Regions from separate parts of the Mus musculus genome. Here region 1 is linked to region 2. A link is a contact called in ENCODE Hi-C data. All regions are on one chromosome and are shown on one strand. The core of a region is the stretch at or near the end of the contact, and the rest is flanking DNA. Distances in the headings are between cores, read along the strand shown.

The links. A loop is a pair of places that touch in the nucleus more often than their neighbours do.
Region 1: a loop to region 2 is called in a map of CH12.LX, with 2.6 times the contacts of the local background. The contact joins two enhancer-like sites. A Hi-C loop is called at or near these places in 2 of 37 maps with a recorded cell type or tissue (CH12.LX and left cerebral cortex).

What each region holds. Positions count from the first base shown.
Region 1 is chr13:112,247,436-112,254,597 of GRCm38, reverse strand. No RefSeq gene overlaps it. Among named protein-coding and RNA genes, the nearest start is that of Ankrd55, 37 kb to the left of the region's middle. Within about 2 kb of position 1,542, at least 1 of the 3 ENCODE cell types and tissues checked has a DNase peak (open chromatin) inside an H3K27ac peak, as active enhancers do.
Region 2 is chr13:111,975,474-111,982,268 of GRCm38, reverse strand. No RefSeq gene overlaps it. Among named protein-coding and RNA genes, the nearest start is that of Gm15322, 16 kb to the left of the region's middle. Within about 2 kb of position 2,657, at least 2 of the 3 ENCODE cell types and tissues checked have a DNase peak (open chromatin) inside an H3K27ac peak, as active enhancers do.

The sequences.
Region 1 (7,162 bases), core at 293-2,792, 270 kb before region 2:
TCTAGTGTTTCCCACAGCCTGTCACTTTTCACATACCGTGATTACTCACTTTGTTTATTTTCCTCTCTCTTCTGGTATGCACACTTCACCATGGCAGGTGTCTTAGAACAAGTTCACTGGGAGCAGAACTAGATCTGAGCGAGGGATTTGTGCGCAGAAGGCTGACATGGAGCAGGATTGTTCCTGGGGGAACTGCAGCCAAGGGAGTCGGGGCAGCGGGGCGTGGCAGAGCGGGGAGCTGGACTGTGGTGTAGCTGCGACAGGGCCTTGGCTGACACCTAGATCCCAAGAGTTTAAGCAATGCTTCAGGGGACAGCATGAGTTCATTGAGGGAGAGGCCCAAGCTTCTGTACTTCAACATCAATCAGTCCCTGGAGGCCGGCTGTCCCAAGAAGAGACATTTCCCCAGGGACAGAGTTCCCTTTGGCCAAGACCAATTCCCAAGGCAGACTCAGTTGTGAGTCACCAGCACTCCTGTGAGCTGGGGAGAGAGTAGCTTGGCCCAGAGCAGGGGTGAGGGTAGTGTCCCTCAGGCACCAGCCAGTTTTACTCACCTATTAGTGGGTTCTTAACTCTATAGTGTGGTGGCGATCATTGAGACAATGGGCCAATGAACAAATGAACGGATGAATCTTTTCAGAATGGTTGGTAGGCTCGGACAGGTTATAGCAACTGTTTTCAGTGGGCAAATAGAGTAGCTACTGTGGAATTAGAAAACAGGCCAACGTGACCCTCAAAATAAATAGAGTCAGTTCAGGATGGTAAGTAAATGTCAAGACTTGATAAAGAATATTGTAGTAACAAGGTTGGCTAGGGCACACAATGTGCTTATGGCTCGCATCACAGGGAGTTTTGGAGTCTCCTACACGGATGCTGAGTACCATGGCTCATTTTCAGAGGCCTGAGCCAGGCCCAGGGTTAAAGAAAGCATCCTGCTAGTGCAAGCGACAACTGGTTCCAGTGACAGAACCTTTAACAAGCCTTTTCTTACATCTGTTGACTCAACCCAGACCAGTGAATTCTTTGAAAGACAGCAGGGCTGTAAATCAGCAAGCCCCGTGAAGATGCATTCCAGGGTCCCGGAGGGGGGTGGGGGGAAAGCTGCACACAAAAGCCCCTCTTCTAAGTCTTCAGGAATGCTGTGAGTGGCCTTGGAGGTCTCAGGGTTAGACTGCGGGGCTGGGAACGGAAAGCATCCAGAAGAGGGGCATGGGGAAGCAGCCTCAGGAGCAGCCAAGCATGCCTCAAAGAGTGATGAGTTTCCGGGGAGCAGAGCGGTGCCTAGTAGATGCCGAGTGCTTGGTGGGTAGGGTGAGCTGATGACTGTATCTCAGGCTCTTACTCCCTGGCTGTGTGACCTCAAGGAAGTCCATCCAAGTTGCCTAGGCCCCGCCCACACTCTCTGCAAGAAGTCTGGTTCTATCACACATGGACTCTGGGAGTGAGTGACCCTTGAAGCCCTTGAGTTTAAAAAGCATCCAAACAGATATCGGTGTCCGGAAATAGAATTGGGACCGTGCAGGAAGAAGGAGGGGAGAGAGGATGGGGGAGGGGAGGCCAAGAAGGGAAAGTGACAAACTACGGCATGACACATGCCTGTACGCAAATGCCTCAGTGCAGCCTATTAAGTTGCGCAGTTAATTGTGTTAAGCATAAAGCATTAGCAGAGGTTCTGAAGGTATGGAAAAGGAGAGGGGAAAAAAATCCTACACGGCAGCAGGAGCTTTCCAGCTCCGAGGCTAATGTGGACCCTGGTGCTGGGCAGGGCCTGCTAAGGCAAGGGAGTGGTTCCCGCATGGGTGCTACAGCCTTTGGGATTTCGAGGGGGTGTGGGGACACTTCTGTGCCCATGAATACTCAGACATGTGCCTTCCAGAGCTTTCCAAAACATACAGTTCTCCCAATGGGGTGGGCTGAAGGAGAAAAAGAAGGCAGAACTTTTGTTCCCCTGGGGCAAGCATTCCCCGAGGCTCCAAGGAAGAGGTGGGTTTTCATCAGTTGCTCGCCCACCTACACCAGTAGTTTGATGTGGTACAAGGAGTGCCAGGATCTCACTCAGAAGGTGAGAGTCAAAATGATGGCTTCCAGAGAACTTTCAAGGTCTGCAGAACCAAATTGCATGGCTCCCACCACTCCAGGTACGGACAATTGGTTTATATCACACCATCACTCCTTCTTCCCCTCCCCACACCGGCCCCTTCCTCTTTTCTTCCTTTACCTTTCCCCTTCTGGGCATGTCAGCCCAGCTAGCTGGAAGAGAACGCAAGCAAAGCCTGTAGCTTGACAGGCTGACACCCATCAAGGACCAGGGTCTCTGACAGACTTGTGGGCTGTATACTCAAACCCTCCTGTCACAGAGCAATGGCAGTTTGCCACTGATCAGTGTCACCATGGACAAATACTATTTATTCAACAAGGGTGCCAAGCATTTTCAATCTCTGACTCATTGGGAAGAGGAATTTGGAAAAATGGGGAAGGGGGGTGAGTGGGAAATGAATGGGGAAAAAAAAAAACCCAGAGAAAGCAAGAATGTCATCGTTGTGTGGAATTGTATTTTAAACTGAATTAGGCATTCCAAGCTCATATATGGTTTCTGAGTCTCTGCAGTGCAGTCACCTCAGGAAAGAGGCCTCAAAGCGTGTCATCTCTAGGGACCATCAAACCGGAAGCAAGTCCAAAACCTAAAACCTGTGTCTTCATTAGACACGGCAATATCTTGGCCAAACTTTGGGTTCAATTTGGGTTCTTGTGTTTAGACTAGTTGGAATTTAGACTCACATGACATCCAGGAACAAGAACTAGATCCCCTGCTTCTCCAATACTTTTTTTAAAAAATCCCATATCTCCACAGTAGGGCACTCAGAAGCATTTCTGCTTGGCCTGCTGGGGCCTTCCCTGCTTCTTGTGAGTTGAGTCTGACTAAGGAGAGCCTGACTCATCCTGGGAATCAAGAGGTCACATCTCACGTTGTGACATTCACTTGCTGTCCCTGCACAGAGTTCTGCTTTCTTTCCCTCTCCTTCCCCAATCACACACAGGGCCTTTCTGTGTTTCTAATACCCTCCACCACTGTAGCAATGGCCTCTGTCTCACCTCCTGTCTTTCTTGCTTCTTCTTCTGAGTCTCTCACGTAGGCTCTACCATGAGTGTTCCCATCCCTGTGCTGTGATAGAGGCTCTTGACGCTAGCTTATCTTGCAGCGATGTAGCGTCAACCAGGAAAGTGGACAGAGCCACAGTCCTGAAAATCAAGGACATCTGAATGAAAGGGAGCTAACTGAAGCCAGTGCCACTAACTAGTGCCACCCCTATCTCAATTTGATGAGGTAATAAATTTATAGGCAACGTGTGTTTAACCTTTCAAGAATTCTTCTGAGATATTTCTCCCATTTGATGGAAGAGTTAGTTGAAGCTCAGAGAAGACAAGTGGCTAAGCTTAAGGGCCTGTTGGCACCCCACAGCACTGTGTCCTGGGTCTGTTTCACTTGATCCCACTCTCCTCTGCACTCTGGCCTCTGGCTTCTCCTCCCTGCCCACTGAAGACTCTACTGCCACACTCATCCCTGGCTAAGCCAGCTCCGTCCCAGTTCTCAGCAAAATCTGATGTGTTTGGGGTAAATGTGAATCATGATGGTCCATACATTTTGGTTGAAGAAACGTCATTGAAGTGTCAGGATAATTTGTAGGGTGCTGGTGGGACTCAGGTGCTGGCAATGTGACTCCAGTTGAAAGATGCTATGAGACTCTATGCTCTATGTGTGGCTTGAGTTGGGGGAAGTCCTGACGGAACAAGGGAACAGTTCAAGGTCACTGGTCCTGAATATTCAGACAAGATGATTTTAGTGAAAAGAGAGGCTCGGGTAGGGGAGATACTGTTGTTTCAAGAAAATATTAAACTTCTTTAGCTTGTCCTTTTTAAATAAAGAAATCCTGAACACAATTAATTACCTTTCAAAATGTATATTACACAGAAACACGTAAAAACAAGAGCAGACAGTGACGAGGTAGACTTACAGGAATGTGGCCCTGTCTTACTCTCCATGGCTCATTCATTATTCACTAATTCAATGTTCACATTGCTGTCCTAACAACCAAGATTCTACCATATACTGTCTGCTTAACTGTCTGGCAGTACATCTTCAATTAGGATGTGTTCTCTGTGAGACTAATCATTGATTCAGTTTTCTTCACCCCTAAATCCTTGCTGTCCCTACATACAGTAGGTACCAGAAAATATCTATCTATCTATCTATCTATCTATCTATCTATCTATCTATCTATCTATCTGTCTATCTATGCATTTGCTTTGCTAGTATGTATGTTTGTGTACCAACTGTGTGCATAGTACCTGTAGAGGTTAGTATAGGGCATTAGATCTCCTGGAACTGGAGTTAGATATATTTGTGAGCCACCATGTAGGTGCTGGGAATTGAACCTGAGTCTTCTGGAAGAGCAGCCAGTGCTCTTAACTTTTGAGCCATTTCTCCAGCCCCATATTACCTTAAATGAACGAATGAACAAAAGTTAGGAAGAGAATCACAGAAGTGCAGGCTCATGGAAATCATGGGAGTTTGGAGCAGGTCACCCATGCAGACAACAATAGAGGGCAGCTGGGATTCTGGGGTTATACTATGTGGGAGTAAGACAGATGGGGATCACTTGTGGCTAAAGAAAGATGTGGAAGCCAGATTGCAGGAAATTAAGGAAAGGGTAACAAGGAAGAAGGAATGATAAATGATGTTGTATTTTTGAAAGGGTTGGTGAAGAAAGAAAGAGAAAGATTTTCAAGAGCTGAGGAACATGTGAACAAAGGCAGATGTTTCAGGTCAGAGGAGTCTGTAGTAGCTTCCAGCACAATAGGTGGCTTGAGAGAGAAGTCTAGAGTGCAGCAGAGGAAGAGGGAAAAGAAGGGGTTGTGGTTCAAGGCATAAACTGACTCTGGAAAAGGAGAGGAAGGTCTGTCTTAGCCTTGATAATTAGTAAGGCTGAATGGATGAGTGGCGATGTGAATGTATTTGTGGTGAGGGGAGCAGGAAGTTGGAGTCCTTCTAGATCGATTTGAGTTTTCTTTATGCATTAGGAGTCTGTGGTAGTTTGAGTGAGAATGTCCCCCACAGTCTCAGGTGTTTGAACACTTGTTTCCAGTTGGTGGCACTGTTAGGTAAGTTTTGGAGGTGTGGCCTTGCTGGAGGAAGTATGTTATGGGTGTAGACTTTGGGATTTAAGTGACACATATCATCCTCAGTACTTAGCTCCTGCTTGTGGTTTAAGGTGTGAGTTCCCAGCTGCTGCTACAACCACCATGCCTTGACTCTGCTATCATGAACTCTAGCCCTCAAGAACTTTAAGCCCAAATAAATTATTTTTCTATAAGCTGACTTGGTCATAGTGTTTTATCACAGCATTAGAAAACCAAGAGACTAATACAGGGGCCAAAACAAGGGACAAAAGCAGGCGCTTGGAAAGAATGAAGTAGGACATTGTCTTTGTTCAGGCTTCATTACTACAAAGAGGCATCATGACCACAGCAACTCTAATAAAGGAAAATATTTAACTGGGGCTGGCTTACAGTCTCAGAGGTTTAGTCCATTATCATCATGGTATGAAGCATGACAACATGGCAGGCAGACATGGTGCTGGAGGAGCCAAGAGTTCCACATCTTGATCTGAAGACAGCAGACGGAGACTGTTCACACTTGGTAGATCTTGAGCATAGGAGATCTCAAAACCTGCCCCCATAGTGGTATACTTCCTCCAACAACATCACATCTATTCCAATAAGGCCATACCTCCTAATAGTGTCACTCTCTATGGGCCAACCATTCAAACCTGTGAATCTATGGGGGCCGTACCTATTCAAACCCCCACATTCCACTCCCTGGTTCCCATAGGCTTATAGCCATAACATAATGCAAAATGTATTTGGTTCAACTTCATAAGTCCCCATAGCCTATCAGTCTCAACAGTGTTTAAAAATCCAAAGTTCAAAGTTCCTTCTTAGATCCATGCAATCACTTAACTGTAATCCCCTATAAAATCAAAGTCAAAAAGCAGATCATATACTTCCAACCTAGTATGGCACAGGATATATGTTACCATCCCAAAGTTCTGGAGATGAAGTATACTAAGGGAAAACTGGACCCAAGCAAGATTGAAAACCAGCTGAAAAAAACTCCAAATTCTGCATCTCCACGTCTGAGGTCAAAATGTTCTTCAGATCTTCAACTCTACTACAGCTCAAGTCTTTCTTTTGGGCTGGTTCCACTTCCTGTTTTCAGCTTTCCTCTGCAGGTATCCCGTGGCTCTGGCATCTCTAACCTCTTGGGATCTCCAAGACAATCCAGACATCACTTCACAACTTCACACAATGACCTTCTAGGCCTCTATGCAAGGACACGGCTGCTACACACCTGGCCTCAGTAGCTTTCTTTAGTCACTGAGGGCGGGAGGTTCCATACCCCTTTTCTTCTATCCTTGACTACAAAGCCACATGGCTGAAGCTGCTAAGTTCTGTTGCTTGCTGTGGCTGGAACATGGCCCCCTTGCTCAATCATATCTTAAGCAGCTTTCTGTTTTCCATGGCTTCCTGTACTACCTAAGCTTGGCTTTTGGGGAACTTGCTCTGCAGACCAGGCTGGTCTTGAACTCAGAGATCTGCATGCCTTTGTCTCCCAAATGCTGGGATTATAGGCAAGTACCTCCAAGCCTGGACCTAAGCTGTTTTAAAGTTTTTTCACAAGATGAAAGCTTGACTGGGTGGAATCTTGCCCTGAGGTTACCACACCCGTAATTCCATTTCATAGCCTTGAACACAAGATTCAGCTCTATTCCACTTCCTGGCGACACTTTAATCCTTGAACCATACATTTTGTATTTTTCCTTTCTAAGCTTGCTCAGTTTCATCAAGACATTCTTCATGAGAGTAAACTATGAAAGAGAGTTTTGTGCTTGTAAAGGTGTTATGGTTGTAGGAAGAAATTCTGGCCTCAAAGTTAATTAATTTAATATGCAGCAAGAGGGACAGGGTATAGCTCAGTAATTGAGAGCTTGTCTCATATGCCTGAAGCCCTAATTCTGAGCTCTAGCACCATCAAATAAACAGAAACTGGCTCTGAATCTGGCACTTGCTAGTCACATTATTGGACAGATTAACCACTCGGGGT
Region 2 (6,795 bases), core at 1,408-3,907:
CAGAAAGCACTGCCTTTAAATTGAAAATAAAAGAATAGCTTCCCTGTCCCTGGGAGCCCCCAAATCTGAATAAATCTGTAAAACTGCCTTTTCTTGTACCTTGATCAAAAGGCTTATTTGGTAGTGATATTACATTTACTCCTTCCGTGCTCCTTAGTTTTTAGCCTATGCGATTCCCCTGATGTGCTCAGAAACCCAAGAGATCTGAGCTACTTATGGTTGAACATCGAACAAACGATAAATTAGCTCAGTTGCTTTTCTGCTCTTCCTATACCTTTTAACATGAACAGAGCCAAAAATTGATAGTTCGCTGTTCTTTTTCCTCCTATTTTTTTTTTACCAAATTAAGGATTTTTTTTAAAGTCAGCTGATGTATAAGGAAAAGATTTCCTTTTCTCTCCTGCCTTCTCCAGCAAGTTCGCCAGTTTAATACCCATAATTCCTCACCTTCTCTAGTGCTTGAATTACTCTCCTAACACTAATATACTCTAAACTTGCATAAATGAAATAAACCACCTAGTCAGGACCCTCCACACTGTTAGACGGTGCAAAACACAAATTCAGAGCCTGCTATTTGAAAAGGGAAGAGAATTCCAAGATGGCGGAGGCAGCAAAGAATTCATCCCACAGCTGGAAACCGCAAAGCATGGGGCTCCATCTGATGACCAAGTTGGTGACATTCCTAGAAGTCTGGCCCTGTGTCTGGTCATATGTGGTCAAATATATATAAGGATATGCATATATATATGTATGTATAAGGACACATACATACATATATGGTTATATACAGTCTTATAGAGATTATAAGGATAACACACATATGTGCATACACACATTTTTCCACTGTGGGATCCAGGAATCAAACTCAGGTGGTCAGGCCTGCATGACAAGTGTCTTACTCTGAGCCATCTCTCCAGCCTACATCACTCTGTTACCTCATCTATGGACTCTGATCACCTAAGCCCTGACTCTTCAGATCTTTGTTCAATGTTTACAGCCTCTGTGATAGCTTCCCAGGTCAGCTGCGTGACTACAGTTCATATAGAGTGGGGTAAAGACAGCCCAGTCTGCTCCCCTGCCTGTTTCAGGATACTAACAGGTGCTTGGTAAGTAAGGATGTAGCAGACACGAGGAACACCTCATAGGCAAAGATCTTGGGCCCTTGTCTTGAGGAACTCCTATTATCACCAACACCCCCTTATTTGTTTGCATTTCTCACTTACCAGAATATCCAGTCCTGGTGCGTGCAGGTCTCACTAGATCCGTGAGATGCAACTATGGCCGCCATCTTGTTTCTACCGGAATCTTTTTATGTGTCTTGCTTCCTCACTCTTCAGTCTTTAAGATGGAAGGGAGACTGATGAAATATAGAGTCAAATCCTTGATTCCTAACCGAGGCTCTCGCCAGCTTTGGGACCCAGGCCAGTGAGTCGATTAACCTTTGCAAGCTCCCATTTCCTCATCCAATGGGTGAACTAATGGATACATACCCTGCCTACCTCACAAGACTGAATAAATCCCCTTAATGAAGTGTGATATTTGAATGCAAACCCTACAACATACAAGAACACTATTACCTCTCTAAACATACCTCTCTGTCAGTGTTCACTACATGTTAGATGAATGGATTAATAATACAACCAGGCAAACCTTATGACCATTTATTTCCCCCTTTAAATCTGGAAGATTGTGACGTTCCTTTGTGGGAGTAAAAGAGAGGCCCATCCTCGTCAGAAACAGCCACTTCCTCTTCTCTTCCCTTTGGTTTCAGGACTGTAATATGAGCACACAGTCACTTTACTCTCCCAGTTTCCACTCTCTCTAATTACATGGTGTTATGAGCCAAAAGATAGACCACGAGATCTCAATGTTGCTACAACTTGCCAGTGACGTAAATTATCATTAACACACTGCATCCGAAACTAAGAGCGCTTCACCCAAAATGCTCCCGCGGGGAAACAGCCCACTGAAATGACAGAGCGAAGGCAGAGGCTGAGGTCACAGCTCCTGGAACACAACAACCTGTAGATGTTTGAAGAAAGCGAATTATTGCTACGGCCGGTCTTGATGGAGACTAAACTAACTGCACTTATCTGTAATGAGTTTTTACAAAATAATGCTACCAACGCAGTTCACACATGCTGGAAACCGGGCTAAGCTGGCTTTCAGACATAAGGCCATCAGTGCATTCAGAGAAACAATCGCTGCAATTATAACTAATTAACTGGCCTAAACAGTTGGGAGCCGGTTGGAGAGGTCTGAGCTGAAATGTAAATGAGGAGGGAGGGGCCTGCTGCAAAGAGATGGTGTGGCATATTTGTTTTGTTTTGACTTCTTTCCAGACATATTTCAGTTTGCATAAGTATTTGAAGGTCGGATCAGACAGGATTTACAGCACAATGGTATCAGGAATGTCTTTATGAAAACTCTGATATGGTCTAAATTAGGTTTCAAGAAGGGGCGGGGCAGCCGTGGGAGCTCAAGTCTATATCAGTGTCTACTCTGCACCCTAATGGGCACCTCGAACCACTTCATCCGTCACAGGCCAACAAGTGAGCCCTTTAGGGAGTGGATCTCAGCTATCGATTCCTGCAGCATCAGAGGCAGCCCCGAGGGAGCTCCCCAGCCCGCGGATTTCGGATTTCAGCAGTACTCTTGTGACCTTTGGTTGACCTTGGGCTCTGCGAGTGGAGGGTTAAAGTTGTCTTTTGGCATTGGAGCCTGGCTTTTTCCTTCTCCAAATGCTTTCAGAGAAATCCGAGGGAACCCCACCCCTCTGCAGTGGGCAAGCTGCTTCCTGTAGAAGTAGAGAGGATCCTGCTTGCTCCGGTGAAAAGGGCTCTTCAGCACAGAAATGCCTTCTCTTTCTCGAGAAGTCTGCTTTCCCCTCAGCCTCTAATTACCACAAAGGCCTCTTTTGGCGTCTTCTCCATGAAGGCAGATAAAACAAAGCAATGTGTAAAAATCCAAAATCTGAGTGCTTTTAAGGTGAGAATGAAGCCAAGCCTGGCAGGCACCTGACAGACTAAACCGGAAGAGCCCGCTCCTCCATAAACTCAGTTTCCCCTCGGAGGTGATGGCTGAAGGGCAGGTAAGTCAGATGGGCCTGAAACTGCAGCAGCTGGCTCTCTTTAATAATGCCCGTCTCAGTGCTCGGCATGGCTATTTTGCGGCGTGCTGTGGAGTGAACAGGAAAGCTTCCAAGAGAGGTTTAATTGTTTACATTCAATGAAAGGAAAAGTCGGACTAGAAGTGCTCAGATATAATCTCGCTCTGATTAAAATGGTTCTATTGTGTTATGACCCATAACCCTGTTAGAAAGGTGAATCCAGGACTTTGCCCAGCCATGGGCACCCCTTTTATACAAGGGAGCTATACATGCAGGCATGGACGGACAGACACGCCTGGTGGCTCGCAGCCATCCTGGCTGCAAGAAGGGTTTATTTTCCTTTAGGAGTCCACAGCTGATCAGTGTTCTGCTGCCTGGGCTGTTTCATAACTTTCCGTGTAATTAAGCAGTTGGCATGACCTTCCATAGCAAGATAATAACAGGAGTTAGCCAAGGCAGGGCTTGTGCACAAGAACCCTTTGGGCTGCTCAAGCATTCAAATAGATGCAAAGCCAGCTTCCTAATCCAAAACCCAGTGGCACCTGGCTCCCTAGCATGTGAGCACACATACACACGATCATGCACACACACACGGCAAGCAATCATGGCACTATTTCCCATAACTCAGTAACCGCAGGGTCCAATTCAAAGATGGAGGGAAAGTACCCTGTGCACCATGTCTTACGGCTGAGCCTGGAGGTGTGCGTCAAGGTCACTCATTTTGAAACGGCAAATCTCTACAGATCGCCAGAAACAAGCTGGTTTTGAAAGAAATACGTCTGACTTTAAAAGAAAGCACATTAGCCACTGAGCACCAAATGGGTTTTAGTAAATGTATTTAAAAAAAAAAAAAAAGTCGGGCCTTCTTGGAAGGTGAAATCTGAATTGTGTTTCCTGCACAGCACAGAAAGCAAGCAGTGGGTGGGAGAGAGGGTAGCCTACAAAGATGGCCGCTGCCACCCATGCTGTTCCTTTCTGGGCTGCATATGCTGTCTCTGCATTGAGGAAGGAGCATTTGAGTCTCTCCTTGGATCTGAACCGTACGCTTAACTGGACAACGACGATGACAGGAGTGTGTCTGTGACTTCTGAGCCGCCTTCTTAGCTGCACACGGTCCGGCGGGTCCCTTTGAAACTCTGCCTGGCGGAGTGCTTCTGCCGGGACCTTGTCTCTCTGCTGGGTGAGACTCGAAGTTCAGTAAAACCACAGCAGCTTGCAGTGAGCAGCCGGAAGCAGCTGCAGGCGGGCGGGCGGTGACGGAAGCCTTCCCAGCGAGTGCGCACCCTCATTAATAACAGCCTGCAACTGCGTACGGATGCTGAGCAAGAGCTACCCATCCAAACCCAGACAACGCTGCAAACAAGACTGTGGAGATGAGGAGCATGTGTGGGGCTAACAAGCACAGTCTTTGGTCATCTTTTTGTCATAGATTTATAAGAGCCACCTGTCAATGAGGGACAGTAACTCTTTACTGGATGTTTTAAATATATTTTGTTCATTTTAAGAATTTACACATATAGAATACACACATACATACACACATATATATACACATATATATATACATATACACACACATATATAATATACATGTATATACATATACACAAATGTATGTATGTGTGATAATCTATATGCATATGTATACACCTATATAGCTATATAGATATATATACCTATAAATCTATGTATCTATATACCTATGAATCTATATATCTATATACCTATGAATTTATGTACCTATATGTCCATATCTATAGCTTTATCATCTATATCTATATCTATATCTATATCACTAAGCTTGATTTGCACATGCTACCTATATTCTCTTGTTACAGGGTCACCCACCAGAGCACAGCGACCACACTTTTAAAGAAAACTGACTCTTCATTTCTCAGAAACCATAACTTGATAGTTCCTCAGTTAGAGGCAGGGAATCATAAGCCCCGCCCTCTCTCCAAGCTAGAATGCTGACTGGCTTGATCTTGCACAGGTCTTGTACAGTTTGCTGGACATTTTCACACATTTTTCCTCTTGTTGCCACTTTGCCTCTCCTCTGCCATTCAGTTTTTTTGTTTGTTGTGGTGTAGTCAGTAGTTTCCATTATTTGATTCTATGGTTTCTCTTTTACAATATTTATTTCAAAGACCTACTTCATGCCAAGTCTATACCCATTTATTTGACCATAAGTGTTTGAACTTTACAAATACTCATTATTGGGCACCTCTTTTGTGTCAGGTACTCTCTTGCTAGATAAATAGTGGATACGATAGACTAGGACCAAGCTTTCAATGAGCTATAAAGCATGGTCGTAGAGACATCATTCTCATTAATGAAAAATCTGTATGAAATCCTAATAGCCACCAACAGCTGGACCACATACAATGCTGCAAACAGTGAAAACGAGTGAGTGTTCTGTATTTTATCTATCAATCAAGCTACCTACCACCAGTGGGGAATGAATTTGAACCCAGACCTCCTATTAGGAATGAATGATGGGAAAAGGTATTACACTGCTGTGGAAGGAAGCCCACAGTGGAGTGATCATGGGCTGCTGCAGAAGTCAAGCACCCTGAAGGAGCTGTTGTTTAAGTACTGGCAGTTGTATAATTATAATTTTGCTTTATGTTGAAATCATTGACCTATCAGGAGTTAAAATGAGCTCAACAGCAGTGTTCCTAGTTGTAAAGACAACATGAGTGCGAGCTGCTGATACTTCGTGTCAAGATGTCTATGTGCCTGTGTGTCTGTCTCGAGGCCCTGGAATCTGTTTTAAAATTCTCTCTGTGCTCCCTACAATTATTTCAGCTTTATATTTGAGCCAGGATGAATGCTGTGCTTTAACAAATACTCTTACCAAATCGTTTCTCTTGATGTACGCTGGGCTTCTCCAACCAATTCCCTGAGCCCACATTTGAACTAAGATTCACTTGTTCCAGCTAATCTCACCCTTCGTTTTCTAGTAATGCATGCTTATTTTGTCAATATCTGTAGTAAAATATTATTGTAGCCATATTTATTATACTTTTTAGTCTAACTTTTAAAAATGTTTATTATTTTTAAATCATGCATACTAAGCATGCCCTATCTCAAGAATTGCAGAACGACATCCCTGCATCCCTCCACTGCTCTGACTCCTGCAGAGGGCCTTACATGAGCCTTTTTGATCTGTCACTTTCATGCCTGCAGAAGACATCCACTAAGCATTCTCTTGTTTTTAAAAGCACAATGTTAAGTGGTCCTTATTCTCCAGACATGCCATTTCCTTTGTCTTGTCTCTAACATCTTTTTCAAGTTTGAGTCATTCAGTATGTTTTTTTCTCTGTGCTTCCAATCTATGGTCATATCAGTTTGAATGCACCTTGGGTCTTTGGCTCGGTAATTTCCTTTTCTGGTTCTAGATCATTCACCATTCATGTGTGTGCACATAGAGATGTTCAGATGTGTGTGGATAGATAGATAGCTGGAGTGAGAGACGAAATACAGAACCCTCACTCATGGTCACTGTTTGCAGTAGTGTGTGTGCACACAGTAGTGTGTGTGCACACAGTAGTGTGTGTGCCCTTGACCTTTTCGGATCCAGCTGTTGATAGCTATTAGGATTACATATAGATTTTCACTCACGAGAGTAATGTTTCTATGAACATGTTTTTTGAATGATTTTTTAATAGAACTTTCTCTGGGAT